2 separate regions of the Homo sapiens genome follow, and region 1 is linked to region 2. The links are chromatin contacts, found by Hi-C or POLR2A ChIA-PET in ENCODE. All regions are on one chromosome and are shown on one strand. Each heading gives the region's core, a stretch centred on a gene start or an enhancer-like site at or near the end of the contact. The rest is flanking DNA. Distances are from core to core; before and after follow the strand shown.

Region 1 (6,452 bases), core at 3,876-6,375, 460 kb before region 2:
TCACTGCAGCCTCTGCCTCCCAGGTTCAAGCGATTCTCCTGCCTCAGCCTCCCAGGTTCAAGCGATTCTCCTGCCTTAGCCTCCCAAGTAGCTGGGATTACAGGCGCGAGCCACAACAGCCAGCTGTATTTAGTAGAGACGGGGTTTTACCATATTGGTCAGACTGGTCTTGAACTCCTGACCTCAGGTGATCCCCCCGCCTCCCAAATTGCTGGGATTACAGGCATGTGCCACTGCTCTCGGCCCCATCCCAGTAGTTCTAACAAGATGCCAGGACTCACGCTAACTGGACTGTCTTGATCACATGTCTTTCCCTAAATCAATCACTACAAATGATGGCAGGCAAGGGTTGGAGTGCTTTCATTGGTTAGGACTGGGCCATGTGATCCCCCCCACCCCCCAACCCCAAGGTGAGTAGTGAGTCATATTCCCAAGGCAGCTACAGGGATAGACAGTGGGGCGGAGTGGTTCTGTTACCAGCAAGGCCTCCTGATCTAGACCTCAAGAGAGGGTTCTTGGATCTCGTGCAAGAAAGAATTTGAGGCGAATTCATAGAGTTAAGTGAGAGCAAGTTTATTAGAGAAGTAAGGAAACAAGAGGCCAGGTGCAGTGGCTCAGGCCCGTAATCCCAGCACTTTCGGAGGCTGAGTCGGGGTGCAGATCACTTGAGGCCAGGAGTTCTAGACCAGCCTGGCCAATATGGTGAAAGCCCCTCTCTACCAAAAATACAAAAATTAGCCAGGTGTGGTGGCACGCACCTGTAGTCTCAGCTACTCTGGAGGCTGAGGGAGGAGAATCGCTTGAACCTGGGAGGCAGAGGTTGCAGTGAACTGAGATTGTGCCACTGCACTCCAGCCTGGGTGACAGGGCAAGACTCTGTGTCAAAAAAAGGAAAAAAAAAAAAAGAGATACAAAAGAATGGCCACTCCATAGGCAGAGCAGTGGCATGGGCCACTCAGCTGCTTATACTTATTGTCACTTCTCGATTATATGCTAAGCAAGGGATGGATTATTCATGAATTTTCTGGGAAAGGGGTGGGCAATCCCTGGAACTGGAACTGAGGTTTCCTCCCATTTTTAGACCAGAGAGGGTAACCTCTGGACATTTCCATGGTATCTGTAAACTGTCACGGCACTGGTGGGAGTGCCTTTTAGCATGCTAATGCATTATAAATAGTGTATAATGAGCAGTGAGGATGACCAGAGGTCACTTTTCTTACCATCTTGGCTTTGGTGGGTTTTGTCCGGCTTCTTTACCATAACATATTTTATTAGCAAGGTCCTTGTATCTTGTGCTGACCTATCTCATCCTGTGACTTAGAATGCCTAATCTCCTGGAAATGCAACTCAGTAGGTCTCAGCCTTATTTTACCCAGCCCCTATTTAAGATGGAGTCCTGGTTCGAACGCCTCTGACAGTTCCCCAGAGGAAAGTGGAGTTCTCTTACCAAAAGAAAGAGAATGTTTACAGGGAAGGACACAAATAACACATGTCGCCAATAGATCCTGAAGGATGTCCGCATGAAGTCATTAGGACATGAAGTCACTGAGGCCTGATGGCAAGAAAAAGGGACTTATTCCCTACTGTTTTGTGGAGATGGGTCGAGGGTGTGGGAAAGAGGGTGAAGTGGGATTAGACATGTTTGGTGAAGCTTTAGAGGATAACATTAGGATCTAGGGTCAGAGATAATGTTATTCCTTTTTTTTTTCAGAGTTACCCAGGCTGGAGTGGGGTCAGAGATTAGAGGGAGGCAGACCACCTATAAGAAATATATAAACCCTTTTTTTTTTTTTTTTTGAGACGGAGTCTCACTCTGTCGCCCAGCCTGGAGTGCAGTGGCACGATCTCGGCTCACTGCAAGCTCCACCTCCAGGGTTCACGCCATTTTCCCACCTCAGCCTCCTGAGTAGCTGGGACTACAGGCGCCCGCTACCACACCCGGCTAATTTTTTGTATTTATAGTAGAGACGGGGTTTCACCGTGTTAGCCAGGATGGTCTCAATCTCCTGACCTCGTGATCTGCCCGCCTTGGCCTCCCAAAGTGCTGGGATTACAGGCGTGAGCCACCGCGCCTGGCTTTTTTTTTCTTTGAGACAGAGTCTCTCTTACTCTGTCACCCAGGCTGGAGTGCAGTGGTGGGATCTCGGCTCACTGCAATCTCCGCCTCCCAGGTTCAAGCAATTCTCCTGCCTCAGCCTCCCGAGTAGCTGGGATTACAGGTGAGCATCACCACGCCCGGTTCATTTTTGTATTTTTAGTAGAGACGGGGTTTCACCATGTTGGCCAGGCTGGTCTTGAACTCCTGACCTCAAGTGATCCTCTGGTCTCGGCCACCCAAAGTGCTGGGATTACAGGTGTGAGCCACCACATCCAGCCTAACCCTTTATATATACACAAAATATATATGTGTCTATATATAGTATATAAAACGTATACAATTTAAGTTGTCCAGAAAAAGTATAGAGATATTTGTGAGACGGTGAGGTTGCCTGCAGTCTCTGCCATGAATGGGCAGATCTCTTTTCCTGTGACTAATAAAATACACTTGTGCCTCCTCATTACCTGGGCTTTTTAAGGAGGGCTGTGTCTGGGTGGGTACTATCTGGAATGCCCCACCTTGGTCATGTTTTGGGGAAATCTGCCCCACCCCAATAATTCCAGTGGGGGTACTTTCTCCTCCGAGGCGCACTTCTGCATCCTCTTTTTTTTTTTTTTTTTTAAATACGGAGTCTCGCTCTGTCGCCCAGGCTGGTGTGCAGTGGCGCCATCTCGGCTCACTGCAAGCTCCGCCTCCCGGGTTCATGCCATTCTCCTGCCTCAGCCTCCCGAGTAGCTGGGACTTGACAGGCGCCCGCCACCACGCCCAGCTAATTTTTTCTGTTTTTAGTAGAGACGGGGTTTCACCGTGTTAGCCAGGATGGTCTTGATCTCCTGACCTCGTGATCCGCCCGCCTCGGCCTCCCAAAGCGCTGGGATTACAGGCGTGAGTCACCGCGCCCGGACTGCATCCTGTTTTTGTTTTTTGTTTTGAGATGGAGTCTCACTCTGTCGCCCAGGCTGGAGTGCAGTGGCGCGATCTCAGCTCACTGCAAGCTCTGCCTCCCAGGTTCCGCCATTCTCCTGCCTCAGCCTCCCGAGTAGCTGGGACTACAGGCGCCCGCCACCACGCCCAGCTAATTTTTTCTGTTTTTTAGTAGAGACGGGGTTTCACCGTGTTGGCCAAGATGGTCTTGGTCTCCTGACCTCGTGATCCGCCCGCCTCGACCTCCCAAAGTGCTGGGATTATAGGCGTGAGCCACCGCACCCGGCCTGCATCCTGTTTTAGTCACCTGGGATACCGGCCTGGCATTGCAGTCACCGCAGTACGTGCCTTAGCATCCTCCAGTTTGGTGTAAGCACCCCCAGGGTAGTGACTGTATCTCATCTAGCTTACCCCCTCAGTGTTCTTACTCAAAAAATATTTATCGAATAAATAATTTTATCAGGTATTTTGTGCAAGAATTTTTGCCTTGGGGAAGGTGTGTGTGACTAAGAGCCCACGAGGATCCCGTCTAACTCCAAGATTCTGCGACCGGCATTGGAAGCTGATTTATAGTGAGTAATTGGGAATACCCAAGGCCACTTTGACTTTTGCCGCCATTGGATAGAGCAGCACCCTCTCCTACCCTCCCTCTGAGTTCACCCATGGGCAGTCCCAGAAGCCTTTGATGGGGAAAAGGGGGTCATAGTGAGAATTTACCTTGGAATGTAAAGTGAGCCGCCCCTTTTCAGTCTTTGCATCTTCACGCGGGTCCGCCCCAAACCTAGAAGAACGCCCCTGACCACTTCTTCTTCTATCTACTGTTACTCCTTCCTCTGACTCTGGTGACCCCATCCCGGAAGCCTTCCGGAAAGCGCTTCCCCCTTTTCCACCCCATCGAGTTGGGGTTATTTCTCCTTTTCTGGGCTCTCTCCCATTGCTGGGGAGGAAGGCGGATACGAAGGGCCTGCATGACCGCAGCTGTCATCACAGTGGGCCTGGCTTACCTTGTTGCTCTCTCCCCTTTCGCCTTTCTCCTTTCTCCCTGTTGCAGTCATGGACTTCACTCATAATACATATACATATACATATACATATACATATACATATACATATACACATACACATACACATACACATACACATACACATACACATACATATACATGTTTTTAAATCGGGCAGCCACCCGCTCCCCGCCCTCAGCCCGGAATAGGTTCAGAGAGGTGCCCGGGTTCACTTGCGGAGCGTGTGGCCTCTGCGCCTAACGCGCGCCCCTTCACTACACGAATGGGTGCGGGCAAGGGTATAGGATTTTAGAATTCCAAGAGTTGTCGGGGGTCATCCCGTGGAATCCTCTTTTTTGCAGATGCTCTTCCTGGAGCCTTCCGATGCAAGCTCTTGGGCTCACGCAGCCCTTTTCCTCTTCTAAGCCCAGAGCGCTTTCGCTGCTGCTGATCTCCACGGCCTCGGCAGATAGGGAGGGGCAGGCAGGTGTCAGCGTCCTCCCTTTCACCGTTGGGGAAACTGACTCAGAGAAACAAGGCGACGGGCCTCGGCGGGGCGGGACCGTAACGGGAATTCAAGGCTCCAGGCCAGAGCGGAATTTATTGTGTCTCGTTTTGGGAAGCGTGAATGTGAAATGATCGACTTCGGAGCCCCAGGCGGAGACCCTTCAGTCCCCGACAAGAATCGGGATGGGGTCTGGGATTAATGCAGTAATTACTCGCGCCTGGGCATTGACCCCTTGGCAACTTCGCAAGATCCGGCAGGGTCCACCGCCCTTCCCTTCACAGGGTGACCACAGGGCTGCGGCCTCTTTAAGGCCCAGAGCTCCGCCCCCGGCTCGTCGCCAACCCCCTCGCCGCAGCTCAGCCAGTTCCAGACTTTCCTCAGAGATGAGGTCATCTCCCCGTTGCCCATTGGCTGCGCCGTGCCGTCAGTCACAGGAAGTCAGGCCGCCGTTTTCGCCTTCTTCATGCCGCTTCCTTCTCCGCCCGCCCTTTAGTCCGCCGATCACGACCCCGATCAGGCCTCTGATTGGCTAGCGCCGCCGTCACTTCTCCAGCGGACAGTCTTCAGGACGGGAGGCGGGCGTGGTGGGCGGGCCCGCAGCTTCCGTGGCTGAGAGGAGCCGGCGGCGGCAGTGTCTGTGGTGGCCGCGGCGGCGAGAGCGACGGTCCCATCTTTCCCACCCTCTTGGTTGCCGCTGGCCACACGCCCTCCGCTGGCGGCGACTTCTCAGCTCCGTGCGCCCGGGCTGGACAGTGAGCCTCGAGAGGAGACGCGGGCGGCTAGAGCCGGAGTGGGGCGAGCCGCGGAACCCGGCCGGGAGCCGCGCGAGGCGGTGAGTGAGAGTCCGGGTTGGGGACCCCTCCCCCACCGCGGCCTCGCCCCGCCTGGAGCATCCTTTTTCCCCCCCGACCCTGCTGCGCGCGTCCTCGGGGGGTCGGGCGAGGCGGCCCTCGCGTCCCCTGCCCTCTTCTTGCCGGCCTTCTGCCCCTGCCCTCGGGGCCGGAGTCGCAGAGCGGCGGTCACTGTGCCGGGGCTGGGACCCGGGCCGGGCCGGGCGGGCGGGCGCGGTCGTGCACCTGTGCACTGCCTGGCAGGGCTGTGCTGCGCGGGGCGGGGAGGCACGGAGGTCCTCGCCCTCGCTTCTCCCGGGATGTGTTTTGATTGCAGGGACGGGGTGTCGGCCGCTTTCTCTGGGGTCTTGTGCAGACCTTCAGGATCCAAGTGCAGTCCTTGGGATTCCCAGGCAAGGAGGCTCAGCTGGACTTGTTGGTGCCAGTATAGCAAACCTGAATGCTGCCAGGTGTACAGGGCTCTGCAAATCTGAAACTTGATGGCCAAGAACTTTACCTCCTAAGAAAGCGTCTGTCAGGACGCTGATGCAGTCCACCCTCCCCGCTTCGGGTACCTTTGATACTCCATAGTGCCTAGGGCTGGACCTTTTGAGTCGACTCCCAAACCTGCCACTTGCTAGCTGTGTAATCTTGTGCCTTGGTTTCCTCGTCTGAAAAATGAGGATAATAGCACCAATCGCATACGGTTGTTTGTTGTAAGTGTCGAATGAAATAATTCACGTGAAGCGTTTGACACAGTGCTTGGCCCATAGTAAGGGCCCAAGAAATGTTTGCTTTTGGGATGTTGAGAATGCCTGGTTTGCCTGTGTGCCTTTAAGCACTAGCCCAGCTTGGCATTGTCAAGATTTCTCTCTGTTGTCTCCCTGTTATGCAGCATAACGAAAGGGCAGTTGAATGGTTAACTTGCTTGCCAGCCTCTGTTTGGCATGAAGTGTGTGTATATACAGGAATGTGGAATACATCACTTAAATATAATAATGGAATTACCCCATGCTTCGTATGTTTTTACATAGTTTTAAACTCATAAGACGTCTGGAATGTCCCCGAGTTGCAAGTTTTTGAGATCT
Region 2 (6,383 bases), core at 3,446-5,945:
AATTAATTCTTAGATGCCCCAGCACCTACATCAGTGCTTAATAAATTACTGCTGAACAAATATATGACGGAAAGAAGAAAACAATGTTAAGATGTCACTGCCATGAGTTAAATAAATCCCTTTTCTGGCCAAGTGGCTTCAATTCACTCCACCCTACCCCTGACACCCGTCTTAATCACAAGCAGGTGAGGAAAGTGGGATTAGAGTAAATCCACGAACAATACTGTACAGAGAAACAATTAGCATATGCTGTCCCTCTCCCCAGCCACCAGACAGAAACAAGTTCCACTTAAAGAAGTCTAATATCTAAATAACTAAAAATTATTAAATGGGGTAATTATTTGGCTTTTTTTTCTTTTCTTTTCTTTTTTTTTTGAGACGGAGTCTCCCTGTACTGCCCAGGATGGAGTGCAGTGGCACAATCTCGGCTCACTGCAACCTCCGACTCCTGGGTTCAAACGATTCTCCTGCCTCAGCCTCCCGAGTAGCTGGGATTACAGGCAGGCGCCACCACCCTTGGCTAGTTTTTTTGTATTTTTAGTAGAGACAAGGGTTCACCATATTGTCCAGGCTGGTCTCGAACTCCTGACCTCGTATCCACTCACCTCGACCTCCCAAAGTGCTGGGATTACAGGCGTGAGCCACCACGCCCGGCTGGCTTTTTTTTTTTTCTCTCGAGACAGGGTCTAGCTGTTTCCTAGGCTGGAATGCAGTGGCACGATCTTGGCTAACTGCAGTGTCAACATCACTGGCTCAAACTATCCTTTCACCTCTCAGCCTCCTGAGTAGTTGAGATGACAGGCGTGAGCCACCATGCCCAGCTAATTTTGTTTAAAATTTCTTGTAGGGACAGGGTTTTGCCATGTTGCCCAGGCTGGTCTCAAACTCCTGAGCTCAAGCAATCAGCCTGCCTGGGACTCCCAAAGTGATCACAGGCGTGAGCCACCACGACTGGCCTATTTGGCTTCTTTAAGAAATTTTAAAACAAGGACCCTCCTAATGCAGATACTCAGATACTTCTGTAACCAGGAACTTGCTCTGAATATTGCACATAAACTGCCAAGTTGTGACGATCTGTTTACCAATAATGCTGACCTGGTACTCCTTGAGGAAAGGGACAAAGTACATTCATCTATCTGCATTGCCTCAGGGCTGTGTCCAGCTTAAACTGCAGATGATCAATGATTATATGATCTGAGTTATAAAAATTAAAATCTTTCCAAACTTTTCAGTCATGGAGCAGCTGGGTAGGGTGAGGAGCAGCTGGGTAGGGTGAGGACCACCCTTATTCCTCAGGGTGGTCCTCAATAGCCAGAGCTGCTCAGCCTGCTCTGCAGAACCTGAAGGTCTCATCATCGCATAACACTCTTCTAGTGTCTCTTGTAGAGCTGAAGAGCTGGAGAAGCCTTAGAAGTCTCTGCTTCAATGTTCGGAAGTTTATTTTTAAAGGACCATCCGAGTGGCCACACAGAATAACAAATGGCCATTCACAGCTGAAGAACAGAGCTGAGTTTGCACCATATATCAAAGATGCCAAAGCTTCCTTTCTGGGAACCAGATGGAATGACTGAAAAGCACTTTAAAATTGAGATACCACTTCTGATGAACGCTACCAATTTTTGTGATCTTTCAGTCATGAACCTGTGACATTTTTTTCTGAGACAGAGTAATGTTGTGATATTATCACTAGTTGATCCAGCATTAGGAAATATAGATTGGTGGGGGGGGTGGCAGTTAATAGGGATTATATTCACTTTCTCCAATAAGAAACTTCCTCTGCATATGCCATCTCATTTTTAAAAAGTAAAACTACAACGTGCAAGTTCCAGCACCCCTGGATATTGCTCTTCATAACATCGGCCACATCTTTAAAGTTTTTAAAGCTTCAATTCACAGTACTCACAGAAAGAAAACTTCAACAGAAGGCACAAATTAAATACTATCCATCTGCACACTTAATTGATTACTCATTTTCATTTCCTTCTGGATGACCATCGTGTTGGTGAGCCAGAAGGATTGGCTCTGCAGGATCTGAGATCCAAAATGGCAGTCGAGCTATCAACTCACCAGAGCCATAATGCTTCCCATACGTGAAGCCAGGTCTTATTTATCTCACCTTTTAATTATCCAGGGGAAAAGAATATTTATAAAAAACATTTCAAAGAATCAAATGGCATTCATTGTATCATTCTCTGTTCTGCCTAAGACAGCAGGTACCCTGCTCTGGTTCCTCCTCTCTGCAAACTGAATTAACCTGCCATTCATATGTTTACACAGCCACAAAAACAAGATAATGGCAAAACATGGAAAGCCTAGGTTTTATCTCCTCTTCAGTAAGACCAACTTTAGGAAATAGGTGTAAAATGAATCATATAACAAGCAAAGCCCCAAAAAAGTGCTTTCATTTTCAGAAAAACAGCAACAAAAATCAGAGCTGATTTTCCTTTAGGTCTACCACAATGCAACATTCTCTATCACTAAGGTAATTTCTCTATCTTTTCCCTTTAAATTCAAGCCGTAAAAAAATTTAGAGACAACTTTGTTCCAGACTACCTCTTTAATGTAATGTTTCCAATCCTTCTTACACAAAAGCTGAATTTATATCATCAAAAAATTTACAGTGAATCTAAACAGTCACTTCTGTATTTATTACCATTACTAACATAACAACATTAATTTTTTAAAATAATAAAATCCTTGCTTGTTAGAGACAGAGGGCTTTAATTATCTTATGTATTCAAATGGAAAGTCTTTTTGTTAAATTAGCGTGAAAGTCCCTTCATCTACACACAATTGGCCCAAAGAAACAGGCCATTTTCAGCACAAGAGGCCAATCCATTTTAAGAGTGAATAAAGCTTTTGAAAGCACCACACACCCTCTTCCAGACTGTCAAATTTTCAAAATGGTCCAGCATTTTTTCCACTTTATCTTTTTTAACACTTTCAGGCCCAGTAAGCATCTCATAATTAGATTAATTAAAAAGGAAACAACAAAAAACACTGCTCCCTTCTGATCAAAATTATTCCATTTATGCTTAATTAGCTTTAATCCACGTCTACATATTTAATGATGGGGATATGACAATTCAACCCATTTGCATATTTTAAATGCCTTTTCTAAACTATACTTTGTAACAGATTTAGAAGAACAGTCTCTTTCTCATGCCAATATGCCACAGCATAAATCAGGAGGATACAAATTAGGAAAAAAAGAGAAAAGAAAACAAGGCCTCTCAGAGCCAGGGATGTGCTCAGGGGGGTGGAGTAATTTACCCAGGGGTGGGGGCAATTTACCCGCCACATCACAAACTACAATCCTTTCAGCCCACCAGACCGAGAAGCATTACATCACACTCTCACAATGATAGGGGGAGGAGGCTCTGAGAAAGCAAGTTTTCAGCTTTCTTTCCTCCCTGCTCTCAGGCTTCCAGAATCCTGCATTAGGAGTAATGGAATTTAACTTCAGGCACTGCACAGCTTCAGGGGTTACTAACAATCACATAGACTGCTACTTATACATGTGACCCTAAATGACCACTTCGCAGTGGATACATGGCCGAAACAGGCAACCACACACTCACACGATGAATTTATGCTGAAAAACTCAGTTTTGCATCTGTGTAAAATTAAACAAAAATTTTATTTCGTGAGGAATGAAGAAGGCTAATACACAGGGAGAACTGATAAAGAAATAATTTCTAATCGCGGTGAATAGCTGTTCATATCTTTAAAACACCATGTTTACAACATAGTCCTACCCTTTGGTTGAATCCAGGATCAAAATAAAAGCGCATCTGGCTGCACATTTGAGAACACACACAGAGACCCAGTGCAAATGAGCGCGCGCAGAAAGGAGAGGGGTGAGCCACATATTGCTTGGGAGGTTTTCAAGCAGGGGAATCTACAAACCCCAAACCTCCTGGTGTTCACCCGCCCCCAACCTGATGTTTAAAATGTATTAGGTCTTACTTTAGGTTTTACATCTCTCTAGGAAGGAGGGCCCAGTTTAAAAAATAAAAAGATAGAAAAAGGCTTTCCCGTTCTAGGGCTTGCCCTCCCAGATCCTTTGTCGGCCTTAGCAGCCGAAAGAATGCAAACCCATTTATATTTATGCAAATTTTTGCAGCAGATTTAAGGGGGGAGGGGGAGGTCTGTGTTTTTTAAAAACCTCTTTCTAAATAGCAAATTTCCAATTACTCGCAGCTTCATTTATTGCAAGATAGAAACGATGATGAAAATCTGCATATACATTAAAAGTGCAATTAAATCACTTCAAAATCTAAATATTTTACCACGTCTTTTCCATTTCTAAAATGCCGAACCAAAGTACATCACGGGTCTGATTTACACAGATCCACGAAATGTCTGAAGCCAGTCTCCATGCTAGACAAATGTCGATTTGCAACACCACCAGTGAAAACGGTTAGACAAGATCCATATAAATCAATTGGTTAAAAAAAATTGAAAATATTTACCAACCTCATAAAGTGCAGCAGTGCTTAAATCCAGCAAATTGAGGCATACAAGGTAGAAATGGAAATGAAAAAAGGTCCAAAAAATGAATTCTTTTTGTCTATCTGTTTTTTTGTATTTTAAATATTCAGAAACCAGCAGAGACTCTGTCGGCCATTTTGGCTTGAACTAACTCTCTCTCACACACTCTCCCTCTTGCTCTCTCTCTCCCTCTCTGTCTCTAAAGGAAGCAGCTTTTTGTGACCTTCAAATAGAGGCAGATCATGTGACTTCGGGTAGGTTTGTCAATCAGGAAAGGGGAGGGAGCTGGAGCTGAGACTGCCTTAAAGGGGAAGCAGCCCTTTTCCACTCACTTTCATTTGTGAAATGCTGTTATCTCATACTCTCCGCCTACAGACACTGCATGTGAAAGTGGCAACAGCATAAGGGTAACAGATGAACAAAACAGAAAAACCTTTATTGGTTTATAGAAATATGCTCAGTTGCTAACGATTCTTACAGCTCCTGGATCTTCTCCTGGCTCGCTTGCTAGTTATTCTCTAGATGTTTGGGCAAGCACAGGCTGGCAAACTGCTCTGTAAAAGGGGCTGAAACACAGCTCTACCAAACAAGAGGCTTTAGCTTTGAAAGAATGAGGTGAAATACAGGGCACGACTGATCTCTAAGAAACTCCTAAAATGTATAGAAAAAGACTGAAAGAAACGCACAAAAGTATAAACTGAACTGCAATTCAGAAAGGTTAAGTGACTTATCCCAAATCACACAGCTGAACAGCTGCAGAAGAGGGACTGGTTTCCCAATTCTGAACTCTACACTTATTGTTTTGCCTGTATGTGTGTTCAGTACCTCCTCCCCCAAACCCAAATAAAAACTATGCTTCAGCACTGCAAACGGAGTTTCTCTGGGCTAGGGCAGGTCTGAGTCATCTTTAATCCCCTCCCCCACCGCAGGAGGTAGCTCTGCAGCTGAGGGAGCCTAGGCACTAAATTAAAACCTACCTGGTTTCCACCACTCCTAATCCCTTCTCCTTCGCATATACATCTCCACTCCTACCCACTTAAGAAACCCAAGCTCGGTTTGCATCTCCAGCCCCCGCGGCTCACAGGCCGTGTAACTTCACTGCTAACAGCAAGTAAGTAAGTCCCTTACCCATCCTCCCACCCTGCCTGGCCTCCGTTTTCTCATTGGTAGCCGGCGGAGATTGGGCTTCCCTAGATGGTATCTTTGGTTTCTTTCACCTCTGAAACTCTGCACTTGGCTTCTTTGAGTAGTTCTGTTCATCTTTTCCTGGCCATCTCAAAAGTTCGCCTCCACCCTGGGAAGGCTTCTTGACCCTCGCAGTCCAGACCAGGCCCTCCTGTTAACACTCCCATAATATCCTTTACTACTTCTTCAGAGCAATGGTCATAATTGCAATTTATGAAAGAATGTGCTTAACATTAGTCTTCCCCAGGAGACTGTAAACTGTATAAGGAAAAACACCACGTCTTCACTGCTCTGTGAGGCTCCACACCAAACACCACATAGGAGGTAAATAAATGAATAAATCAATGACTTGGACCCTATTCAGAAGGGCTGGGCTGAGTAGGAGGAAATCTGCCACCTGAATATAAAAAATGTAGGGGAATGAGGGTCACATAGTTCCCAGAAACTCGCATTCATCTATGTTTTAAGGACGGCTTCAGGAAAGAAAGTAACTAAAATGGTAAAAAGCGCATGAGGCCGGGTGCGGTGGCTCATACCTGTAATCCCAGCACTTTGGGAGGCCGAGGCAGGCAGATCACCTGAGGTCGGGAGTTCGAGACCAGCCTGACCAGCATGGAGAAACCCCGTCTCTACTAAAAATACAAAATTAGCCAGCGTGGTGGCACATGCCTGTAATCCCAGCTACTAGGGAGGCTGAGCTTAGC

What was found. A loop is a pair of places that touch in the nucleus more often than their neighbours do. ChIA-PET counts read pairs that join two places held with the same protein, here RNA polymerase II (POLR2A). Pooled maps may share reads with other maps.
Region 1: a loop to region 2 is called in a map of CD4-positive, alpha-beta T cell, with 24 times the contacts of the local background. The contact joins the promoter of MRTFA here to the promoter of TNRC6B in region 2. A Hi-C loop is called at or near these places in 8 of 168 maps with a recorded cell type or tissue (B cell, CD4-positive, alpha-beta T cell, CD8-positive, alpha-beta T cell and 2 more), 3 of 37 single-sample maps with no recorded cell type and 20 of 50 pooled maps. POLR2A ChIA-PET finds 5 or more read pairs at or near these places in 3 of 52 experiments (CD4-positive, alpha-beta T cell, GM10248 and WTC11).

What each region holds. Positions count from the first base shown.
Region 1 is chr22:40,635,392-40,641,843 of GRCh38, reverse strand. MRTFA (myocardin related transcription factor A) reads left to right here and starts at 5,125. Exons shown (of 15, transcript NM_020831.6): 1 at 5,125-5,366. RefSeq lists enhancers at 2,852-4,051, 4,791-5,100 and a silencer at 5,361-5,670.
Region 2 is chr22:40,176,237-40,182,619 of GRCh38, reverse strand. It overlaps TNRC6B (trinucleotide repeat containing adaptor 6B), which reads right to left and starts at 4,695. Exons shown (of 23, transcript NM_001162501.2): 1 at 4,480-4,695. The coding sequence starts at 4,484. RefSeq lists an enhancer at 4,807-4,856.